Regions from separate parts of the Homo sapiens genome. Here region 2 is linked to region 1. Evidence: chromatin loops called from intact Hi-C (ENCODE). Cell type or tissue: MCF 10A. All regions are shown on one strand.

Region 1 (8,000 bases):
ATTCTCTCGTGGACTAGGGGAAGCCCAGGCTGTCTTTTCTTCCGAAATTTGTGGCAATCATCAAAAAAGAGCAGCTGTCAAATTCGCCTTCTGCCCCAGTGGGGCCACCAGGCCACTGCAGTCTTTCTTTAATTGGTTTATTAATCTTATAATGCAATACCATCCTCTGTCTCATTGTTCCTCACTAGCTCACCAGGCCTGGACTTTGTAAATATGTTTAATTAAGCTCCCAAAGCCACAAGCCTTCTCTCTTCTTGGTTACACTCTCCCACCAGGCCGACACCAGCCAGAACTGAAACAAACAACTGGCTCCGTCCCCCTGTCCATCTGCTCCCACGTGGGGGTGGGGATGCAAGGGGAGGACATTCTGCAGGAAGAAATATCCCCCACCCTAGATGAGAGGTGCTGCCTTCCATGGCAGGAGGCCTGCTGTTCTGTGGGGAAACATGAACTAGGTGTTCCAGAGAGAGAGGAGAGAAAAGGACACCATTCAAACTTGTGGGTATAAATCTCTCTTTCTTCTAGACACCCACATGTGTTTGGGAAGGAAATCTCCCTGCTACAAAGGAGTGGCTCTTCTCTAATATGTTTTGAGCTCCCACCCTGGAAACACAGGGGGTGCAGGGAAGCTGGTGGGGGCATGGGACATGAAGTCAGGAAGAGAAGGTGAAAATATCCGGAGACAGGTCTGGGGAAGAATTGCACTTGAACATGTTCTACAACTGCTGTGTGCATGTCTGTCTTACCCAATAAACCCCGAGTCCTAGCAGACAAGGATCAGTATCTAGCACAGTGCAGGGTGTGTAGGGGACATATAAGTTTGGAAGGAGAGAAGGAGGGAAAAAGGGAGCAAGGGGAAAAGGGAGGGAGGGAAGGAATGAAGAAAAAGCAGGTGGGTGGGTGGATGGACAGATGGATGATGTGGTAGGGATTTGAACCAGGGACCACATTCACTGTTATACAGACCATGTGGCTTCAGGAAACCAAACAATGGGGTTCTTTGCATAGAAGAGTCTCTTCCTAGGAAGGTATTCAGAGAGTTTGGTCAGAGATGGCTTATATGAAGTCTGCATTGGATACCACCAAAATAATGCCAGGAGGAAGGAAAAAAACCCAATCTCTACCACTTGTTTTGAAGACAAGATGCTAAACAACTCACTGCTTGGGTTGCAGAGGTTTTTAAAATTTATTCATGTATTTGTTTTTACTGAATTGTGTGCACAGGGCACTCAGAATATACAAAACAGTAAACATTAAATCTACCATCCGGATATTTCTAAACATCTGGGCATTTGGCATCACATTGACCCCAACATGTTGTCATATGACCGTGGAGTTGGAGCCCAGAGCAGACACAGGCAGAGGAGGCAGCACATGGAGAGGGGTGTTTAGCTCACCCATCCCAGAATGCCTGTGGATGTCCATGTCTCAAATACTCTGATGTATTGTCAGGCTATGTCCAAATTTTTAATTTGGAAACTATAGTCACAATAGATACAGGGATAAAAGAAACAGTATGAGGGAGAGGGAGAAAAAAAGGAAGAAAAGACAGGGAAGGAAAGACAGCAAATGAGAAAGGGACCTGGCTGGGGCACTTCTTTGAGCAGTGGGGATGGAACAGTTAGAAAACGCGTGCCACACCGTATGGCATTCCCAAGGGGTGCTGTTTCCACAGCCACCGTCTAACACTGTCGTGGGCTGTTCTCATCCCAACCCCAAGGCTCAGATGGAAATAGCCCAAGCACTAGGTTCCCCTGGAGCTTACCTTACACCAGGTTTAGTAACACTGTCGTTTTCCTCACCTCAGTGGTGTGGGACAGAGAGGGAAGAGTGAGAATCTCCCCATTCTACAGACAGGGAAGCCAAGGCTCGGGAGGGAACAGAAGGTAGCCAGCGATGAGCTGAAAGGTGGAGGTAAATCTAAGCTCCTTGTTTCCAGGGTGACATCTGGATGTTTTTCCCTTTTTTTTTTTTTTTTGAGACAGAGTCTCCCTCTGTCGCCCAAGCTGGAGTGCAGTGGCACAATCTCAGCTCACTGCAGCCCCTACCTCCCAGGTTCAAGCAATTCTCCTGCCTCAGCCTCCCGAGTAGCTGGGACTACAGCATGCACCAGCACACCTGGCTAATTTTTATGTTTTTAGTAGAAATGGGGTTTCACCATGTTGGCCAGGCTGGTCTTGAACTCCTGACCTTAAGTGATCCACCAGCCTCAGCCCCGCAAAGTGCTGGGATTACAGGTGTAAGCCACCGCACATGACCATTTTCCTTTTCTAGAGGTAAGAGCTCAGAGAAGCCTTAATTGAAATAATTCCCCGCTACCCACATATAGATCAAAAGACAGGCAAGATGAGGCGAGACTGTTTGGAAGCCTGGAGAAGATTGGCACCACTTTAAACATGGCCCTCCACATACACACCTCCTCATACCCAAACATACACATGTTCATGCCACATGTCCTTAAGATTTATTTTGTTAAACCCATGAAGTGAAGACCATCCTCTCTACAGAGTCCCCCTGCCTGCCTGCCTGCCTGCCTAGAATCTCCCTGTGTTTTTATTTCCTGTACTGGGTGATTGATTACAGAAGAGCAAATTAGCTCCTACTGCTTTTAAGATGCATTTTCTTTCTTAAAGAGAAGATGATGTGAGCATTACTTCTCCCTGTCCACTGTGTGCCTTGGCTTTGGGCCTGTAGTCACTGCAGCTTTGGTAGGGCCTTCCTGGAAGGGAGGAGTACAGCAGCATCTGCTAGCCTGCAGCTAGGCCCACCCTGGGGGCCCAGTCCTGCACCCACTCTGCTTTCCCCAGGCTTCTCCTCCTGTCCCAGGAGACTCTCTGGTTACTCCAAACTATTTTCACCCTTCTCTCTGTACCAATACATGTGAATTCAGTTGCCTAGCAGAGTAGATGCTGTTGAATGAATGATGAAGTAAATGATGAATGAATTATAAAGACTAAAATCTCAACTTAATGAAATAAATGTGCTCTGGGCTCCAAAGCATGCTCCCCTGCCCACATCTCTGTCTCTCTCCTCTCTCTGTCTCTCTGTCCTCTCTCTCTCTCTCTCTCTCTCTCTCTCTCTCGTGGGTCTTGCTATTCAAAGTAGTTCCTGGACCAGCAACATCAGCAGTCACCTGGGAGCAAGGTTCCAAGGAGACCTATATACAAATTAAACCTCGAGAAGCACTGCTGTGTGGTCCTGAGTGGAGGCAGGCTGGTAGACAAAATGATCTCTCAAGGCCCCTCATTGCTTTACATGTCTCTCAACATGATCTCAGATAAAGACGGTTACGAGAAGACTTAGCCCAGGGTCACTGTACACCTACAGGGCCGGCCTGGAATGTGGAAGGTAGAATTTCAACTCTTTCCCTCCCGGTCTAGTCCTTCCTGCTGTAATGCTCCTTTGGAGGTCCCAGCTGACAGAGTCAGAGCACAGCATGGCTTTGCTCTAACTAATTGCCAACAGTTGGCTGAAGCTACATTTGTTATTCAAAAAGCCTCATTAATCTCCTAATGCCAGTGTAGCCATGGCTGCTAATGGTGCCTCTCATCTCCCCACACCCAGTTCCGGATGGGGCATCCTGGCTCCTGGCAGCAGAGCAGCAGGAAATGGCTTCCTTCTCAGAAGGCTAAGCTAGTATCTGGGGTCATGGAGCCGGGCTGATTTAGAACCTGGCTGAGTTCCACCTGTGGATGGAGTGGTACTAGGAGGCTGGACTCAAATCTGGGTCATCCTTGGGTCACAGAGCCTTGGAATGGTTCAGGTAGGTGGAAGAATGGATTATAGAATACCACAAGAAGGCTTATGTGAGACCTCTTGGATGAGCTGAGCTGAGCTGCCCCCTCACAGCCAAATCAAGAAATCCACTGCTTGTCTCTTGGGTATAGGGATGGGCTCTATCTCGCGAAACCCTGCAGCATGTTTGGACATGGAAGAGGTGCCTTCCAGAAAGCTCATGATGGGGAAGTCCTGAACAACTAGAGAGCCTTTGCCAAGGTTGAATCGAGGTTGAAACCTGCATGTATCCTATGGCCCAGAGAACATGATTTCAGTGCTTTCCTGTCTTCTTTCTCTAAGTTCTGCCTCTGTGGGTCTGTCTTTCCACGACTATAAACTCCGAAGGGACGGGATCTGCTGTGTCTTTCACACCTAACCCCTCACATCCCCAGTACTGGCCCTGCTGACTCATGAGCCATCCACCTGACTCACAGTCAGATATGGAGGTACAGGAGAGAGTATGAGGGGGACGGGAAGAAGGAGAAATAGCAGAGGAGAAAAAGGAGCAAGCAAAGAAGAGAGCTGGCAGAGCATACCTCTGGGCAGGGAGAATACGATGAGTATCAAGAATAAGACGCTCCGTGAAGACTCATGCCACTGCCCCCAGTGGCTATGGGTCTGGACCCAGATGGGTGCACCAACCGCAGCAGCAGGGCTGAGACAGGCGCAGCCTAGGAGGGCTCCATCCTCTTTTTACTTCCAAAATTTTATTATAACATTTTCCAGACAGAAAAATTGAAAGAATTTCACAGAAAATGCCCAATATAGATAGTGGGTATATAGGTGCCCATCTTTTTCGCTGTTTTTGTTTTTCCAAGGGACCAGATCCTCTGGCCTCGATCAATTCAATCCCATCAGTATTGCCCAAGCTTAGATGCGCGGGCAGCCTTCTCACCAGCCATTATTAAGGTATTTGTTAGAACAACACTGCCCCCTGCTGACTACAGGCTCTCACTTCTCTGGGACGGCTCTGCCTTGCAAAGGGCTAAGAGAGGGCTGGATCAGATTGTTCCTTCCCAGCCCTTTGCTTTGTCCCTCCCGTGTCTACCCTTAGCTTTGCCTCCACCCTCAACTTTAGTTCCTGGGGCACCCGCCCAGGCACAGCAATGAGCACCCGACTGAGACTCAGACAAGCTCAGACAATTAAGCAATGTGTGAGGCCAGCAAATGTCTTTTATCTTCATTTTTCTACAACTTTTCACTGAGTACTGCTTGTGTGAGGTGCAGCACTAGGGCTGTAGGCAGGGCAAAGCTATGTCTCCAGGCTGTGGATAAATAACTTGACCGCCTGGAGCCTCACTTTCCTCCTCTGTGAAATAGGGATCATCAGACTCTTTCTTTTCTGCTTCAGAGAGGGGCTGTCAAGCAAAGAATGAGAAAGAGCGCAATGAACCTGATGGTTTCAGACATAACTGGGAAGATCTAGAAAGCATTCACCTTCTTAAGGCTACAACTGAACCTATTTCCAGGTGATTTCTTAACTTCAGGTAAGTAGCTTGGGCCTTAGTATATGTATTAGTCCGTTTTCACGCTGCTGATAAAGACATACTCAAGACTGGGGAATTTATAAAAGAAAGAGGTTTAATTGACTCACAGTTCAGCATGGCTGGGGAGGCCTCACAATCATGGTGGAAGATGAAGGAAGAGCAAAGGAACATCTTACGTGGTGGCTAACAAAGAAAAAATGAGAGTCAAGCAAAAGGGGTTTCCCCTTATAAAACCGTCAGCTCTATTGAGACTTATTCACTACCGTGAGAACAGTATGGGGGACACTATCCCGATGATTCAATTATCTCCCACCAGGTCCCTCCCACAACACATGGGAATCATGGGAGCTACAATTCACAATGAGATTTGGGTGGGGACAGAGCCAAACCACATCAGTATATTTGTAGTTAAATATTCTCAGGTGTTTAGTGTTTAAATATCTCTACCAAAGGAAAGAAGTAAAGCAGAATGGATCATCCCAAACACTGGTGGCCTCTGGGGCAAGCTCCCTGTATAACTGGAAGCTGACAGAGCGAGATCTCACCTCAGGCTTCTGGCACCTGTTTCATTCAAGATCAGTTACAGCTGTGGTTCTCAATCCTGAGCTAGATCAGAATTACCTGAGGGAGTTGTTAAAACCCAGACTCTGGCCCCATCCTCAGCCTCTGATTCAGCTTGCGTGGGGTGAAGCCTGGGGGTTTGCATCTCTTAAACATCCCCCGATACTTACCTGGGACCAGACTGGGAACCACTGAGCTCGGCTCCGCTTTGGCAACAACTCCTGAATCTCAGTGACTTTGCACCACAGAAGTTTATTTTTCGCTTGTGCTACCCATGGATAAGAAAGAGTCAGTGCAGCTCTGCTCCACATAGTCACTCAAGAGCCCAGGCCCACTTAGGTCCCCCCACCCACCTTATAGCTGCAGCTTCTGGAACATGTGACCTTCTTGGTTGCTGTGGCACAGGAAAAGAAACTGAAGAATCATGTGTGGGCTTTTAACTGTCTCAGCCCAGAAGTGATGATATAAGCCACATGCACTCACATTTCACTGACCAGAGCTACTCACATGGCCCTGCCCACATTCCAGGCAGGAGTCTTCCATGTCTCTAGAAGAAGTGGATTGGATGTTGGTGAATGCTTGTACTTGTGGGGACAAGAATGACTTTATTTTAAATGGTAATTCATCATGTAACTTATGACTAACCCCGAGTCCAGGAATGCCTCCAAAATGTCTAGTTGATGTATTACTCTTTATGTAGGAACATCTATTCATTGTAAGTTTCCTCCAAAACAACCCTTGTAGTTGCAGAAATCAAAGGCTGTGACACCCATAGCCATCTACACATCCCTTCCAGAGCATGTATGCTTTTTCTTCAAGATATAAGCCCTGGGTCTGGGGGGTGTTGTGGTGCAGAGATCTACCTGTCTTGGGACCACCCAAGACCTTGCTTCTGCCTGTAAGTTCCCCATAATAAATCATTCAAAACTGACAAACTATATTTGTCTGCCTCTTTCTTTGGTTACTTGGCTCCTTCTGCATTTGGAGGTTGCCTTATACATGCGGCCCTTTCATGGAACAGTACTGTCAACCATACCAAGCAAGCATATCTCTTTTCACTCTCAAGAACATGTGTGATCACAGCAAAATGGGGTGGTGGTTAGCGGGAACAAATATCTGGCCTCATAAGTCTTGGTCATTTATGATGATGATGATGATGATGATGACAGAAAATAACTACTGAGTGCTCACTATGTTCCAGGAACTGTTCTAAGTAGTTTTTGTGTATCAACTCGTTTAACCCTCACAATAACCTTACATGGTAAGTACCATTTATACCCATTTTATAAATGAGGAAACTGAGGCAAAGTGTGATTACATCGCTCACCCAGGTCATAGAGCTATAAGAGACACAGCTGGGATTATAATCCAACCAGTCTGACACCAGAGTCCATGTTTTAAATCACTGTTCTGCTCTATCACTACCCAGCTAACTTTATTTTTGAAGATAAGAGGAGACTATAGTAGAAGGCCTGATTATGATTAATAGATAAGTGAATAGTTCAAACCCGAATAATCCAAATACAAACAGTTCTACAGAGAGGGGATCCCCACCCAAGCATCTCTACTGATATCCCAAATATGCCCAAATATGTCAAAATGGTTTCCAGTTCCAACAGAAGGGCTTTCAGGGTCCTCACCAATGCCCCACAATGTCTGGAAGGCCATTCAGGTAGTGTCTGTTCCCCCCTAAAATCACACTCTTCCTAGTAAATTGATCAGGAGGATGGACAATTTTTTTTTTTTTTTTTTGCATTTCTCAAAGAATTGCCTCCCAGGTCATACAGATCCCCCTTAGGAGGATCTTATGCCCACTTTCCTCCCTGTTTCCCCCTACACTTCCCCTTGGCCCTATTCCATCTGGAAAGACAAACTGTAGAGTCCCCAACCTGACCCAAGCATCTACTCTTTCTCTACCCTGGTGGGCCAGTGGCAGGTTCTTATTTGACAATATCATCATAAGAGGATTTAAGTCTTAGCATCAGTAAGAAAAAGCAATTCTTCAGGTTGAAGCATCTACACAAAAAATAACCTTTCTCCCTACTGATTGTGATAGCCTCTTGTAACTTCAATAAGTATGCTATTAAAAACTCTGTTTCTTTATTCTGTCTCACCAAATACCCCCTCCCCACAATAAATTGAGAAATGAAATATATATATATATGAGATAGAAAA
Region 2 (8,000 bases), 53 kb before region 1:
GAAATCACCCCCACACTGTTTGGGAAGCCTGGATTCTGGTCTTGGCTTTTTTTGCCACAGCAGAATAACTTCAGTGAGCCACATAAGCTCCCAGAGTGCAGTTCCTGCATCGGTAAAGTAAATTGTTATTAGGCTCACATGACAATTCAGAGGGCGGTAGAGAATGCAGTGCTAGTGTGAATCTATGACACCTGTGATAAAGATAATTCCATCTCTGATTATGATAATGACCAAGGCCTGATAAGGGCTCCTGTGTGTTCATTACTCTGAGGCAAGACAGAGGGTGCAGTGAGTGGGCAGTTACTCCATACCCACAACTCCCCCAGTGGGCAGCTCCCAGAAAGTCCAATTAGCAGCCTTGCACCCTGCCTGGTCCTAGACAACTCTGGATCCCCGGAGAAGCTGCCGTCATCTCTCTCCCTCTCTGATTTTATTAGGATCATAATTGTACATTTCTCCACTTACCTGTGGGGATGAAAGGGCATCAGTGTTTCCATAATGCATGACTCTAGGCGTGAGGCTGGTGCCCCACGCATCACTTCTCATTGCAATGATGCAGCACCAAAAAGCCATCCTTCATCATGTGGAAAACACTCCCCATATTGCAGTGTCTCTATTTGCAACAGCCTCCAGGATATTCATGTGATAGATCATATATTTGCCTGAATCAATATTTCCCTGACACTGGGAAGTCCGCCATCCATCCGTCCCATTTTGTTTGATGGAGCTCTTCTGTGTTGCCTTTACTCAGGCTGACGGGATCACAAGCCCTCCTTCCCCACCTGACAGATGATGTCCAGATGAAGGATTGCTTCATAAATTAGCATCTTGGGAGCAGAGCCCCCAGAACTCAAGCAACCCTGCACAACAATGGAGCAGACAGCAAGGAGACATGGCATGAAGGGCAAAGGCATAGAACTTGAGCTGGCTATTAAGTATATATTACCTTTGTTTTTAATATAAATTTTTAAATTGTAAGTTTTTGTGACTTAATTTATAGTAATGGCCATGTTTAACAATTGGCTGGCCGGGCGTGGTGGCTCACGGCTGTAATCTCAGCACTTTGGGAGGCCGAGGTGGGTGGATCACGAGGTCAGGAGTTTGTGACCGGCCTGGCCAATATGGTGAAACTCTGTCTCTACTAAAAATACAAAAATTAGCCAGGCGTGGTGCTGCACACCTGTAGTCCCAGCTACTCAGGAGGCTGAGGCAGAAGAATTGCTTGAACCTGGGAGGCGGAGATTGCAGTGAGCCGAGGAGATGGGGCCACTGCACTCCAGCCTGGGCGACAGAGCAAGACTCCGTTTCAAAAAAAAAAAAAAATTGGCTGAAGATTTCATAACCGGTTCTTGTGAGGTGGCTCAAGTTGGCTCCAGTACACCACTGCGTACCTGCCTTCCTTCCTGGCTCCCTGTGACCTGTGACCTGCTCAGTTCTGGCCTCTTTATCCTTCACCTGGATGATTTTAATAGCCTGCTAATCTGTGTCTCAGCTTCTAGTCTCCTCTATTCCAACTGATATGGTTTGAGTGTGTGCTCTACCAAATCTCATGCTGAAATGTCATCCCCAGTATTGGAGGTGTGGCCTGGTGGAAGGTGTTCGGACCATGGGGGTGGATCCCTCATGAATGGCTTAGTGCCATCTCCTTGGTGATGAGTTCATGTGAGATCCGATTGTTTAAAAGTGTCTGGCACCTCCCACTCTCTCTTTCTTGCTCCCGCTCTCACCATGTGAGATGCCTGTTCCTGCTTCACCTCCTCCCATGATTGTAAGCAGCCCAAGGCCGCACTAGAAGCCAAGCAGATGCTTCCTGTGCAGCCTGCAGAACTGTGAGTCAATTAAACCTCTTTTCTTTTAAATTAACCAGTCTCAAGTATTTCTTTATAGCAATCCAAGAATGGCCTAACACACTCACCATCCAGTTTTATCTTTCCAAAATGTAGCTCCTAGTCTCCCCTGCTCAAAGACGTTAACTCTCCAGTGACTCTGAATGAAACATATGCTTTTTCTAAACAGCCAATGTCCTGTACGAAGCCTAAGATCCCCAAACTTTCTAGTTTTATCTCTCAAGCAGTGATGTGCAGCTCCCTAGCACTTCAGAGACTGACAAGCGTGGGTCTGAAGTTTGCTTTTGTCATTTATTAGCTGGGTGACCTGGGGCAAGGTATTTAACTTTACTGACGATTACTTTCCCCACCTGAAAAATGGATAAATTAATAGAGTTGTTAGGAGGATTAAATAAGATCATATGTAATACTCCAAGAACAGTGACCAGTCCATTTTAGGCATCCAATAATAGCAATGGCATCAGCTTCTTTTTATGAATTCCTCTTATGTATAAACACGGGTTCTTTATCTCATTTTATCTCATTGTTACCCCAAACTGATAGATCATTAGAGAAGTTTGTCAGCCTTTTCTGTTAAATGCAGAGTCACATCTCTCATGAAAATGCTACACTCTGAAGCCAATCTGTTTTACTTCTTACTCCTTACAAGTGCCTACCTTTTCCACATCTAAGCTTTTGCTCCTACACTCCTACACCTCTCAAAAACTCAGCCATCCACTCAAAAATAAAAAGACAACCGAATTAAAAAGCATCTGTGCCTGACCTGGGCCCAGGATTTGAATAGACATATGTCCCCCAACACCAAAAAAAAAAAATACAAATAGCTAATAAGCACATGAAAAGATGCTCAACATCATTAGTCATCAGGGAAATGCAAATCAAAACCACAACGAGATACCACTTCACACCCTCCAGGATGTCTATCATCAAAAAGACAGACTATAACAAGGACACTGATAAATTGAAACCCTTATTTATTGCTGGTGGGAATGCGGTAAGGTGCAGCCACTTTGAAAAACAGTTTGGCAATTCCTCAAAAAGTTAGACATAGGGATAATATATGACCTAGCAATTCCACTCCTAGGTATACACCCAAGAGAAATGAAAACATGTCCACATAAAAACATGCAGATGAAAGAACTGCACCATTTCTCATAATAGGCAAAAAGTGGAAACAACCCAAATGTTCATTAATAGATGAATGAATAAACAAACATGGGGAATATCTATACAATGGAATATTTTTCGGCCATGAAAAGAAATGAAGTACCGACACCTTTTACAACATGGACAAACCTTGAAAACATTATGCTAAGTTGAAGAAGACAGCCACAAAAAACTATAATTCCATTAATATAAAATACCTAGAATAGGCACATCTATAGAGACAGAAAGTAGACTAGTGGTTGCCTAGGGCTGGGGAGTGAGGGGTGAATGGGGCTGACTGCTCATGACTGCATGTTTCTGTTAGAGGCGACAAAAATGTTCTAAACTTAGATTGTGACAATGGTTGTGTACCTCTGTGAATATACTAAAAACCACTGCATTGTATGCTTTAAATGAGTGAATTTTATAGTATTTGAAGTATATCTCAATAAAGATGTTTTTTAAAAAAGAATACCTTGAAAAAAATTCCATCCGTCCATCAAAGCTTATTGCAGGGGGTGGGGGGCCCTTCCTAGTGCTCACCTTCCTACTCCAAAGTGGCTGCCATTGCTCCTGCTCTTGAGTCCCAGTATTCACTGAGTGTTGTTTCTTCTGTCATTTCTCACCTTTTGTTTCCTATTGTAGTTGTCTCTGTATTACTTTTATCTATTACATTAAGTGGCCTCAATTTTGTGAATATGTAAAATGGAACAGATTCAGTAGTGTTTTCATAAGATCACTCACCCTTGTATTCTGTTTTTTCACACAGGGAAGAAAAGAATGGTGTTTCAGTTCACACAAGAAGCTGTGCCTGACTTGGGCCCAGTCACTAGAGCATGTTGCAGACAAGAATGACATCCATCATAGTGTGTGTGTGTGTGTGTGTGTGTGTGTGTGTGTGTGTCGAGTGTGGTAGCTAGTAGATCTCCAAACTGGGTAAAATCTGCAGAGCCATGATTGAGTTTTGCAGGCTGGGTCTTCTCCATGTCCCCAGGCCCAGGGCTGTACCTCAGCTACAAATCCAAGGAATATGTGTGGAATCCTTCCCTTGGCATTCAGTTTGAGACTCTGTCACCAACATAAGATCAAGGAAACCTGCTGACAGGGTGGCCACCAAGGACAAAACGAAACTAATTCTTCAGTGGTTTTAAGTGTTTCTTTCACCAGGGGGCATTTTCCTTTGGAACGACAAGTTGTCTTTGTTTTTATTTATAAACAAAAATTTGCTGCCACTTCCAGCTTCCCTCAGGGTGAGCCCTATGCACCCAGATGAGCAGAGAAAGGCTGGTTTTTTTCCTTTGTCACTGGGCCCTCCACGGGGACATAGGAGACTGGTACAAGTCCTGTATTTAGGCACAAAGTATTGAGCCATGTCGGCAAGACCAGGAGGAGGTGCAGGATAAGGAGAGGGTGTCATCGACCACAAAACTGTGACACAGAGGCAAAGAGGCAGAAGTAGGGGAAGGCTAGTCCGCTCAGGGCAAAGGGAGGAGGCCTTTACAAATGAGAGACTCGGCAGCCTCTCTGGAAATGGGAACTTGTGCTGAAGTTGGCTCTCATGGAGAGCTCCTGGAAATCGAATTTAACTCTTTTCCCCCAGTGAAGATCAAGCAGAGAAAACAGAGGCAATCCATTTTCAGAGTGTGGCCCAAGTAGTCAGTTGCTGCCAGGGTGTCACTGATGCCTCATTTGCTGGTCACCGACATTGAGGTGAAAATACACAACAATTGGCATATGTGCATGCACGCGCTCAAAACGCACACACACTACCCCCACTTGCAGCTGGCACTGTGGGTGCTAAAGCTGATCTACAGATGCAGGGAACATGGATGTGCTGCTTATAAGCCTGAGCTGGGAGACAAACCCATAGTGCTCTTCTTTTGGAACCAGATGGGAAAGGCATTCATGTATCGCCACCTAATGGTACTTACACCTCATTACAGTCTTGGACCTGTTCACCATCAACAGGTAGATGGGTCCACTGAGGACTCACAATGAAAGATGTAAACTTGGACTTCAACTTCCAAATGCATATCCCAACTCTCTGGTCACAGCTCATGGTTGGGCCTTAATGAGTGTGTGCAGGGCTGGTTACCAGCGCTGCCTCCGTGCCCCTATTCCACATCCTGTACCTTTTGGCTGCTCTCAGCTATTTCTCTTATACTTCCTAGGATCCCCTTTAGCACAAAGCTTTGATCCCTTTTAACAGGCACTCCTGAGGACTATTACTCCAACAGTTATCACTCACTTTTCCAGATGTAGAATCAGGTGCCGAGGACGGGTCTACCAAGTGATTCTGCCTAGAGCCAACCTGCCACATCTGCCTTCGCCCTATGCTCCAGGTTCCAGCCTGCCTTCGTGGATAAGCCCTGGGTCAATGGGATTTGAAAACCAAAGGATATTTCATCCCCTGCTGCAGGCTCAAGGGCTTAAGGGCTGACAACTCGCTGAAGTCTGGGGAGGTCTTTTTGGCCTCTTTCACCTGCCGGTTATATCAAACCCCTGAGGTTAGCTGAGTGGCCCCTGTTGACTTTTGAGAGCCCCAGGTGATTGGAAATCCTGAGTAACCAATAAGGAAGAAAGGGCCTTTGGGGTTGACCAAACTCTAGAGTGTTTATATTCGTGAGAGCAGGCTACAATGGCCCTGCATCTGCCCTCCTCTCCCTGGGCTCAGCAGTTACTCTCTCCAGCTTCTTTCAACAAAAAGAGTGGGTCCTTGCTTCCTTTTAAAGGTTGGAAGAACAAAGTCCAGAGATGTTTAGCCAGTTGCCCATGATCACACAATGGAGCCCAGTGGAGAGAAAGCTAGGACCTGGGTCCCTCAACTCCCAAGCCTTGGCACCTCCTTCTCAGGCTGGCCTGGACTTCAGACACCCCTGATGAATGCCCCTCTCTGTGAAATGGCATTGACATTGTAAAATGCACTTTGGTTGGTTGGAAGGTAAAGAGTTGTCTTAAGTGACAGGTCCCTGAATCTACTGTACCTTTGAGTAGAGTGCAGTATGAGAAGCTGAAACCATTGGTGTTTAAGTAAATGTACAAGCTGTTCACATGCTCTATTCTCTTAGCTGCAATAGTGGAAGGTTCTAATGCCCTAGGTAGGGGTGGGAAAACCTGGTTGTGACAAACCTCTCTCTCTCTCTCTCTCTCTCTCTCCTCTCTTTTTCTCTCCTACTGTCTCTTTTCTTTTCTATCTTTCCTCTTCCTTCTCCATCCCTCTTTCAAGTTCTTCCTCAGTAATTCCCTACGGTATTTGACCAGGCATTTCTTTTAAAAAAGAATATTCAGGAATTTTTTAAGCCCAAATGCAACTCTTTCCCCTGATTTTGTAAATACTCCTCTACCTAAACATCCCACCCTCCCTTAAAGTCAGCTGGAGGAAAGTCCTAATCATCTTTCCTCTGAACTGGATGGACTCGGGGAGGAACCCATGAAAGAATTATTCATTCTATCACACGAATATGGTATGAAAGCAGTCCTCTCTGTTTTTCCCACTGCATATGGCATACTCCATTAAGAGGTGGATCCAAATGTTACCCAGCCATAGCCAGGAAGACCAGAGAGGGTTGGACGGGCTAAAGATGCTTCTACATGTGCTAGGCACAGGAGACACCAGCCATCTGTTAAGGGGCTAATCTAAACTCTGTTCATAAAATGCTCAACAGAAATTGCTGGCAACAACACATTGTCCTTTGATTATGAATCCAGCTGTCCATTCTAGAATAAGGAAAATTGATCCCCTAATAATACAACTAACTTTTTTGGTACAGAACTTACCTAGTTTTTGAACTGAAAGGCTCGTGTCCTGAGAAATTTCTTAGTCTTAGGCAAACTAAGGTGGTCTCTATAGACCCCAACGTTGTGCTGTTGCTGCTGCTGCTGAGATGATCTCCTTCACCTTTTCTTACACCTTTGCAATAATCTTCCATAGCTGTGAGTAACCTAGATGCATCTCTTCCTGTACCCATGAGGTACCTAGCCTGCAGGATGGTATTCTCCCTCCGCACCCCTGCTCCATGTCCACCAACCTGGTTCAACTTCTTTTGTCCATCAATAATTCCCTGGCTTATTCTATTCATTTTCTAGTTTGAAATACTTGACATCTTTGCTTAGACCCTCTCCTGCATTGCCTATATGCAATTAATCACCAAGTCCTATTGACTTTTATTTTGAGATGTTTGTGGAATCTGCCTTTGTCCATCTTTACTACCATGACAATAACAATAATGATAAAAATAAACTCCAACTTTAAGGACCAATCAGAGTGGACTCAAGAAAGAATGGAAGGAAAGAAATAGGAATCAACACGTATATAGGATTCAGAATTTCTCAAAATTATTTGATGATGAAACTTACTTTTCACAGAACAGCTCTTGGGACCATTGTTCCATGAAATACAGTTTGGTAAAGGCTCATCTAACCCACAAATGGACTGTTGTGCAGAATTAGAAAGAATGTTCAAAACCATCAAGACAAGTTCTACAATTTTATACATGAAAACTCTGAGACCTCAGGAGATAAAGTGGCCCAAGCCACACAGCTCACTTCTGGGAGACCCAGGCTTTGAATCAAGTACTGAGTTCCTTACTCTCCACCATCCACTACTCCCTACCAGATGCCCTGCATTCTGAAATAGCCTCCTATCTTCACTGAAGTCCTACTCGTAATTCAAGGTCAAGCTTACTCTTTAGCTCCTCTACATTCTTTGTCAGTCATACAAGCCTACACTGATACCAATCTTGGCTGAATTTCAATAACAGTTACTTTTATCATTATGTTTGCTACCTTGTATTAGGCACTATAAACAACTAGTCCACGTACCACTACATGCCCAACTTATGCCCATGGCATTCATTGCTAATCCACCAGATCATCCTTTTCAATTGAGCCCAGAAAGAGCTTCAGAATCATTTTCAGCATAATACTCTAGATAGCCATAGCCAGCCAGCCATGATTAGCACGTGAGATGAAACTTCTTTAGGCCCAACTTTGTTGTTTAATTATTTC

The links. Peaks named below come from ENCODE experiments on the same cell type or tissue, not always from the same donor. Only the 100,000 strongest peaks of a DNase experiment are listed, where the experiment ranks them.
Region 2: it touches region 1 in a loop (8-fold over the local background); 6 of 110 quality-filtered maps call a loop at or near these places.

Annotation. Positions count from the first base shown.
Region 1 is chr1:209,561,541-209,569,540 of GRCh38, forward strand. LOC105372899 (a long non-coding RNA gene) reads right to left here and starts at 6,283. Exons shown (of 3, transcript XR_922537.2): 1 at 6,179-6,283; 2 at 5,996-6,093; 3 at 5,408-5,447. In MCF 10A, a CTCF peak has its summit at 4,723 (motif pointing left); DNase peaks (open chromatin) are centred at 4,711 and 6,371.
Region 2 is chr1:209,508,596-209,516,595 of GRCh38, forward strand. No RefSeq gene overlaps it. Among named protein-coding and RNA genes, the nearest start is that of CAMK1G, 71 kb to the right of the region's middle. In MCF 10A, a CTCF peak has its summit at 4,917 (motif pointing left); a DNase peak (open chromatin) is centred at 4,896.